3 separate regions of the Mus musculus genome follow, and regions 2 and 3 are each linked to region 1. A link is a contact called in ENCODE Hi-C data. All regions are on one chromosome and are shown on one strand. Each heading gives the region's core, a stretch centred on a gene start or an enhancer-like site at or near the end of the contact. The rest is flanking DNA. Distances are from core to core; before and after follow the strand shown.

Region 1 (2,700 bases), core at 159-2,658:
AAGGTTGCACAGAGACCCTGTCTCAACACAAAAACTAAAATAAAGTTTTATTAGTTTAAAGTTTAGTTTACAAAAACTAAAAATAAAGTCAAAGGTTAAAAAGCAGAACAGAACAAAACAAAACTACAGGGCTAGCAAGATGGATCAAAAGGCAAAGGAGCTTGCAGCCAAGCCTCATGAGTTGAGCTGGTCCCTGGACCAATATGGTGCTGTCCACACACAGGCTGTGTCACACTCATACATGCAAGACTGCATCATATTCAGCATGTGGACAGGCACCTTTGACAATCACTTCCAAATTCATATTTAGAGGAGGCTCAAAACATTTTGGTCTTGATCTTCACCCCAAAATCCCGGGTTGTTATGCCCTCTGACCTTGGCTTACTCAATTTCTTCATGACACTGAACCACTCTGTGAGAAGGGGTGAGGGGGAGAGTGTAACCTGACCTATTGGCCCCTAGCTGTAACCACTAAAGATAGAAATCACCACCTCCCATTGCCACCAAAGTCCACAACCAAAAATCTCTTCAGATGTCAATGTCTCCCTGGGGATAGGATCCCCTTGGTAAAGGTCCCCTGGCCTAAACTGGACACAGTGGCACACACCTGTAAACACATGGGGTGCTTGCCTAGCATGGGAATCAGAAGGTGGAGGCAGGAGGATCAGGAGTTCAAAGTCATCCTTATTTATATACGTGGTGAGTTCAAGGCCAGTATGGATTTCATGAGACAACCCCATAGACACCAAGTAGGTAGGGATGGGGCACCATTCAGGCTATGTATGCCTGAGAAGCTGTTGTTGCACACTAGCCTGGGTCAGCAGAGCAAATGGAGACCAGCCTGGATTATAGGAGATCCTGCCTCAAAAAAAGGCAGAAGATGTGAGGAGGGGGAGGAGAAGAAAAAGGAGGAAGAGGAGGAAGAGGCGGAAGAAGGGAAGGTGGAGGGGGGGCTGTCTGTACTTTATCTCGGTCCTTTGCACATGCTAAACTAAATCTTTCCCATTCTCATTTCAGTGTAAATGCTACCTCTTCTGAAGGTCCTTGATTCGATGTGTCCTTTCAACCACTCCCCGTGGGGCCCACCCCGTATTCTGTGCCATACTCACCCTCAGCTCCCAAGGCTCTCCATGTTCAGTGTCTGCTCCCTGGGAAGTGTGGGACCCACAGGTGCATAAATCCTAAAACCATGCGTCAGCATGCCCAGCACACAGTAGGGGCTCACTGACAAATCTTGAGCTCAGTGAGTGCTTGGGCAGCTGCCCATCATTTTGGCTCCTGTATGTTAACTGCAAACACCTCAGCAAGAATGAGGCATCTTCAAGGGCCCTTTTGCAGCGTCTACTCCAGGCTCTCTCCAAGATGCCCGCTTCCCTCTTGCTGCCATGGAGGGCGTCATTTGGAAGTCTCTAGGAGAAGCGGGTGAAAGAAGGAAGTTCCTGGGCCCAGAGCCACAGCGGAAACAAGGCTCTGCCTCTCTTGGTAACTTTTGTCTTAGGTACTTTCTATTCACCCAGCTGAGTTCTCCCAGCAAGTGGGATAAAAGAAAGGAACTGGCTGTGTTGCAGCCCAGGCTGGGCACCCGGCCAGACCCGGCGGTTAACTGTTGTGTGCCAGGCTTGACAGTTCACAGCAGCCAAGCTGTCAGTGGGGGTGGTGCATGATGCAGTCTGGTCCACATCTGCTGCTGACTGTCATGCCATCCCGGGGTCACAGGAAATGTGCTTCAGCGCTGGATTCAGGTCAGAGGTTAAAAGCGATTGTTGCTCTTCCTGACTACCTGTGTTCTGTACTGAGCTACCTTGGATGTACCTCCAATCCATCAGTGAGGGAACTCAAGGCAGGAACTGAAGCAGAGGCCATAGAGGGTGCTGCGTACTGGCTTGTTCCCCATGTCTTGCTCAGCCTGCTTCCTTAGACATCCAAGGATCACCTGCCCAGGGGCACCACCCATAGTGAGCTGGGACCTCCCACATCAATCACTAAGAAAATACAGCTGTCTAATTTGACTTAAGACCCACTCAACAGGAAGGAGATTAAACTGGTACTGGAAACCTAGCCAGGTTCTCAGAGTTAGTAAGGTCAGGGATCTTAGAAAAGAATCTACTACCACCACTTTGCTAAATTAGCATAGTCTCTGACTTCGTTCTACCTTAGACCCACAGATAAGTGCAGCTACCACCCCTCATCACTAAGCCTCTTTACAGCAAATAGAGCCCATCACAGCAAGCCACCACTGGCTGGACAATTCAGAGATCAGGAGGTGGTGGGAACCAGCCCCAGTAGATACATCCAGTCACAGCTCTTGCATCTGTGACTCGGGGAACATCTACAAAGAGGCAAGAGGAAGATTAGAACAGAAGAGCCAGAATAGCAGAAAGTCTGCTGTGAAACGGTCTCCCAAGAAATGGCTCCATAAACAAGACAAGAACAAGGTCAAGGTCAATAGACATGTTCATCTGGAAGTGAGAAAACTCGCCCCTCTCCTAGACAAAGAACTACAGGCAACTAAAGACAGCTACAAGAGGGAAAGCTAGCCTCTCCCAGGGATAAGGACCCTCACTGCTTGTCCAATGCAGTGTGATCAACTCTGAAACCATCCACACACAAACAATAGAAACAGGCTCAGCATGTTGTAGTCATATATGTGATCTGGTCACACACATATGTATGTAACAATACTAACCACGGCTGGAGAGA
Region 2 (2,700 bases), core at 153-2,652, 150 kb after region 1:
CACACACACACACACACACACACGCACGCACGCACGCACGCACATGCCCCTTAGGTTTGCCACATTGAAGTGGGAGCATGTGGCAGAGCATGATCATCTCATGGCAACCAGGAAGAAGAGTGATGAAGGACAAAGGAGATGTCTCCTTAGATGCCCTAAGGCATGCACCCATTGGCCTGACTTTGTCCTCTACACTCTTCCTCTATCATGAATATTCATGTTCCATCTGGACCTGTGGTGGTTCCTTGACACACCTTTGTGTGGCTCCCACAGAGATGCCACCTGCTTCCTTAGTGCCTCTGCTGGCCACTGCTAATAAGCCTCTCCATTGGAGCCACTGTACACAGGCAGGCACTACAACACTAGATGTCCAGCAATGCAAATGAATGGGTAGAGCCTGTCACTGATGGAGAAGGGAGGGGAGGCAAGCTTGGCCATACTGCTTGTTAAGGTAATACAGATAGATCTGTGTCTATTCAGGCAGCACTATGTACAAGTGTATGGCTCAAGGCCTGGTGCCGGAGCTCTCCTGATGGGAAAACCATTTGGCAGGGTGCTTGGGAATATTTGGGCACTGGGAATGAGTCCCAAAGAGAGAAAAGAACCAGGCTATTTTTGACAGCAGCAGGTTGTAAATGGCCCTCAGGCCTGCAACTAGGACTTTGAGCTACAGACCTGCCCTGAAGCTGTCTTCAGGGCAGAGCACTTAAGGCAGAGCACTGCCAAGAGCTCCCCAGGCAGTCAGAACAGCATTCAGGAGATGAGTGGGTAGGTATTGACATGCAGGTAAGAGGAACAACCAAGAAAAGACAGGGTGTCTGTTATGATGGTGGCAGTGGATTAGCCTTAACAGCTTTGTCCTAGTGGTAGAGCACCTGAGCCTACCTGCCAGCCCATATCACTTCTTCTAGCTCTTCCTTGCTTTTTTTTTTTTTTTTACCTAGGCAGGTAGGTTCACCTTAACTCACTCACTGCTCTGATGGTTGATCTACTTACACTGGCTCCAGTGTGTGGCTCCAGCAGTGTGGACCTTGTAAGTGTGGCAGGCAGTTCCTTAGGTGAATGACCTACAGCTGCAGGAGAACACGGAGGATATGGCATTTCCCTCAGGGCCTCCTGGAAGCCCACACTGATAAAGTGGCCCCTTAGTCAAGGCCCTTAGACCTTGATCCATATAACCCCAGAAGGCACTATGGCTGGTCTGTGCACAGCTTAGCATTTGTGTGTGTGTGTGTTTTCCTATGCACCAACCCAATATCTGGTTCCCCTAGGTGTTCTGTCCCCTCTTCCTGTCTGGGAGCAGAATGGTTTCTGTCCTAGGACAAGGACACTCTGTGCTGCCAGGCCATTGGGGCTTGGGCAAATTCCTTTCATCAAGGACTGCTGGGTCAGGAGTATGTGGGGACCCAGGGCTCTAAATATACCAGAGTGAGGTCACTAGATGGAGATGAAGCCATGGAGCTCAGGAGCCCAGTGGCACCAAGATCCCAGGCCAGGGAACACTTGATTTATCTTCTCTTAGGAATGATCTCCTCATTGCACACTCTTTGCATGGAATCCCTGCCCATCCCATTTCAGAGGTGAGTACGACAGCCATGTCTCTAGGTAGGCCACCCATCCATGGGGCAGCAGGACCAATGTTGTAATCTGGATGTGTTTACAGCCCCAGCCCCAGAGGAAATATCACATGTGGAAGGCCTTGTTCCCAAGGAAGGGCCTGCCTTGTTGACAGAGGGATGGCTTAGTGAAAGCTGTGCGACAGTACAAGGGCTGCTGACTGCTCTCTTCTCAGTACAGCTTCTCTCCCAGGAGGCAGAGCCCTGAAGCAAGAGAGACATGGTGACTGCCTTCCGCTGGAAATGGACAGACTAGAAAAGCTGGGGGATACCCATGGCCTATAGGCTATCTACCTCCTAGTCTGGAAACCAACCTAGGCCTGGTACCTTACCTGACAAGACATGGCTAAGGTGCGGACAGGAACAATTCTGGGCTATACATGATCAGGATTCTGGGGCTGGTATTGAAGGTAGGTAGAGGGCTGGGAACACAGGGACATGATGTACTCCTGAAGCTAGGAGCAGCATTTTAGGTGACAGCCAGTAAGAAAATTGGGACCTGGACTTGAATTCTGTTGGTATCTCTCTGAGTATGGATCATCCCCAAGAACCTCCAGTAAGGAGGCAGCTCTCTGGCCCTAGGCTATGGGTAGGTGAGACAATCAAAACATGAAGGGATTCAGCCAACATAGATCAGGGCAGCAGCAGGAAACCTGAAGGTCGATCTTCTGGTCACTAGGTTGCTTGTGGTATGTCACATGGAACAACCTCCTGGGGGCTACTAGCTGACACCTCCTCCCAAGTGCTGGAGCTGGGCGGTTCCTCATGAACAGTCGGTAGGGTTGCAGACTATTTTTCCATGTTACCCAGTGTGGCAGGTGATATCATCATACCCTTTCGACATGTGGCACAAAGATAGAGAGGACTTAGGGCTATGGACAATCAGCTTTGTTGGTATTCTGTCTAAACTCCACCCCCACAGTTCCTGACTGCTTGTCAACCTAGAACCTGCAGTGCCATGTTACTCTGCCCTGTGCTCTGAACTCCTCAGGAACATCTATCATCCCACAACTGCAGATCCTCTCCTGCAACCATTTTAGAGCTTACTTTCAACTTCCATGTTTCTGTCTGGGGTTCATTGAAG
Region 3 (2,700 bases), core at 150-2,649, 170 kb after region 1:
GAAAGAAAAAAGAATCTTCTGGAACTATCTCAGGTGAGCATGAGGGAGACAGTCCGGGCAGATACAGACTTCTATTTACTGTGAGCCACACAGAGTCCCTACAAGGTCACAATAGTCTTTGGGGATTGCAGGCCTGTGCTGCTGTTGTCTGGTTTTTACACTGAATTCTTGGACCTGAACTCAGGTGGTCCTGCTCCCATGACAAGCACATCACCATTGAGCTATCTCTGCAGCTCCAAGAGTAGGACATTATAAAGGGGCTTCACAGCAGGCAAGACAGGAGTTACAGGAAGGGCATAGGGATCAGGATACCTGCTAGGCTCAACTTCCTCCTTCCTCCTCATATAATCGTGGTGTGGTGCTTCCAGCAGTAAGAATATCCAATTAGGAAAAGTCGGAGACCCTGGCATAACAGGCTCAAAGGATCACTAAGGGCTTAGTGGCCAGCACAAACTCAGAAAGTAAATCATGCCAGTGCTGTAGATCCTGTGCCTGCTTCCAGCTTCTTTAGGCCCTGAAGTCACGTACACAAACCCACCTGACACATAATTAAACCTTTGTTTTCGAGACAGGGTTTCTCTGTATAGTCCTGGCTATCCTGAAACTCTTTGTAGACCAAATTGGTTTTGAACTTGAGATCTGTCTGCCACTGCCTCCCAAGTGTTGAGACTAAAGGCGTGCGCTACCATGCCCGGCAAAATATAAATCTTTTTTTCTTTCTAAAGGTCGATGGTATATCTCAGTGATTGCCTAACATGCAGCCAGTCCTGTCTTCCATCCCCAGTATCCTGTAACCCTGGTGTGGTGGTGGCACACGCCTGTCATCTCAGTACTTAAGAGCTAAGAGGAGGATCGGGAGTGCAAGATTATCTAAGGCTGTGTGGGGAGTTAGAGATCAGCTTGGGCTCTATGAGACCTAATATTCAAAAACCAGGAGTAAGTAATAATATAAATAAACAGAAGGGATGGGGTGTTGACGCAGCTTCCGCTTCTCCTTCCATAGAACGTCTATAGTCGCTTCAGAAGAGATGTCTTTGCTCCACGTCGGTCTGATGTGATGTTGTGGAGCCCCAATGCTCAAAATTCTTACCCAGAAGGAGCATATCGGAACAGGAGCCGAGTGAGGTGTGATTCGCCAAAACCATCACCTGCCGATCCCGCCTTCTGGATGGCGTAAAAGGATGTGAAAGACGCAGAGGCCTGGGAGTGCACGCGTTCGCAAGAACGCAGCAGAAACCCAGAGTACCGCCGGCGCAGCTTCTCACGCTCCAGCGCGTCGGGGAACAGCGGCCGGGCCGCCGCATGCGCAAAGAGGCTCACGCGCATGCGTCTCACTAGGCCATCCTTCTCTGGAGTCCTCACGCAGTCCCTTCCCGCCCTCCTCCGGTCTTCACTTCCGGTGTTTCCCAGCGACAGCCGTAAATGGCGCGCGAAGCGGCCCGCGAGGCCGTCGTAAACGTCGCCCTTCGCGCCACTTCCGGCCGGCTTCTGTGGCCGGTGCTGGTAAGCGATCGTGAGGCGGCGGAGGACGTTGCCAGTGGCTGCAGCCATGGAGATGCCGATGCCGCCAGATGGTGAGGCCGGTCCCTGAGCTGAGGTCGTTGGGTTCTTCTCGTGTGCCCCCGCCGGCCAGCCGTGCCTCCTCGCGTTGCCGGGCCAGTGACGGAGCGCGCTGCGGCCTCGCCGCTCCTCCCTCGGCCTCTCCGTGGTTCCCCGCATTCCTGGCGCGCGCTTGGCCCTAGTCAGGACCCGTACACCACCGCCTTGCAGTGGCCCGCCCCAGAGGACCCCGGCCTGGTCCCCGGGTCAGGCTGCCCCCACTGACGCCTTTTCCTCTGTTTTGCAGATCAGGAGCTTCGAAATGTCATCGATAAGCTCGCTCAGTTTGTGGCTCGCAACGGACCCGAGTTCGAGAAAATGACGATGGAGAAGCAGAAGGACAACCCTAAGTTCTCGTTTCTGTTTGGAGGCGAGTTCTACAGTTACTACAAGTGCAAGCTGGCACTGGAGCAGCAACAGCGTGAGTTCCCCTCAGGCCCTCAGCCGCCTCGGGGTTCAATGCGGGCCCCGCCGCAGCCAATTTCTTTAGAGTTGCAAGTTTCCTCTGCAGAGCAGAGCAGCCGTTCTTCTGTCCTACCCGGAGCCCTGTACCAAGATAGACTGCTGGATCTGTGTGTCATAAGGAGAGACTATCATATATTCTCTATCCAGGCTTTTGGGTCGGGAGTGGTCCCTGGGTGGTCTTTGCAGAGGCAATTGCGGATCTGCAGGAAGGTGGGAACTGTGCAAACTGTGCAGCCTTTCTGCAGGCTGAGACCATAGCTTTCTGCATTTCAGGTGCATAGATCAAAAAGCTTTCCCTTTAGTTTTTGCAACGTTTTTCTTTTCCTTTTTTTTTTTTTTTTTTTTTTGCTTTCGAGATAGGGTTTCTCTGTGTAGTCCTGACTGTTCTAGAGCTAGTTTTGTAAACTAGATTTAAACATCAAGAAAAATATGATTAAAAATAATAGAAATAATAAAAAGTTTAGAGCCAGGGATGATGGGACCACCGCTTTAATCTCAACACTTAGAAGGCAAAGGCAGGTCGATCTCTGTGAGTTTGTGGCCAACTGATTGTACAAGTTCCAGTACAGGCAAGACTACATAGACTGCCTAAAAAAAAAAAAAAAAAAAAACAAAAGAAAAAGGAAAATGAGTGAA

What was found. A loop is a pair of places that touch in the nucleus more often than their neighbours do.
Region 2: a map of regulatory T cell shows a loop between it and region 1 (4-fold over the local background). The contact joins the enhancer-like site here to the promoter of Nwd1 in region 1. A Hi-C loop is called at or near these places in 5 of 37 maps with a recorded cell type or tissue (T-helper 1 cell, T-helper 17 cell, T-helper 2 cell and 1 more).
Region 3: a map of T-helper 2 cell shows a loop between it and region 1 (5-fold over the local background). The contact joins the promoter of Cherp here to the promoter of Nwd1 in region 1. A Hi-C loop is called at or near these places in 2 of 37 maps with a recorded cell type or tissue (T-helper 17 cell and T-helper 2 cell).

What each region holds. Positions count from the first base shown.
Region 1 is chr8:72,645,419-72,648,118 of GRCm38, reverse strand. It overlaps Nwd1 (NACHT and WD repeat domain containing 1), which reads right to left and starts at 1,408. Exons shown (of 19, transcript NM_176940.5): 1 at 1,110-1,408.
Region 2 is chr8:72,498,458-72,501,157 of GRCm38, reverse strand. All of the region lies in intron 1 of Med26 (mediator complex subunit 26), which reads left to right. Among named protein-coding and RNA genes, the nearest start is that of Slc35e1, 7.2 kb to the right of the region's middle. Within about 2 kb of position 1,402, at least 1 of the 3 ENCODE cell types and tissues checked has a DNase peak (open chromatin) inside an H3K27ac peak, as active enhancers do.
Region 3 is chr8:72,473,932-72,476,631 of GRCm38, reverse strand. Cherp (calcium homeostasis endoplasmic reticulum protein) reads left to right here and starts at 1,399. Exons shown (of 18, transcript NM_138585.3): 1 at 1,399-1,574; 2 at 1,847-2,020. The coding sequence starts at 1,550.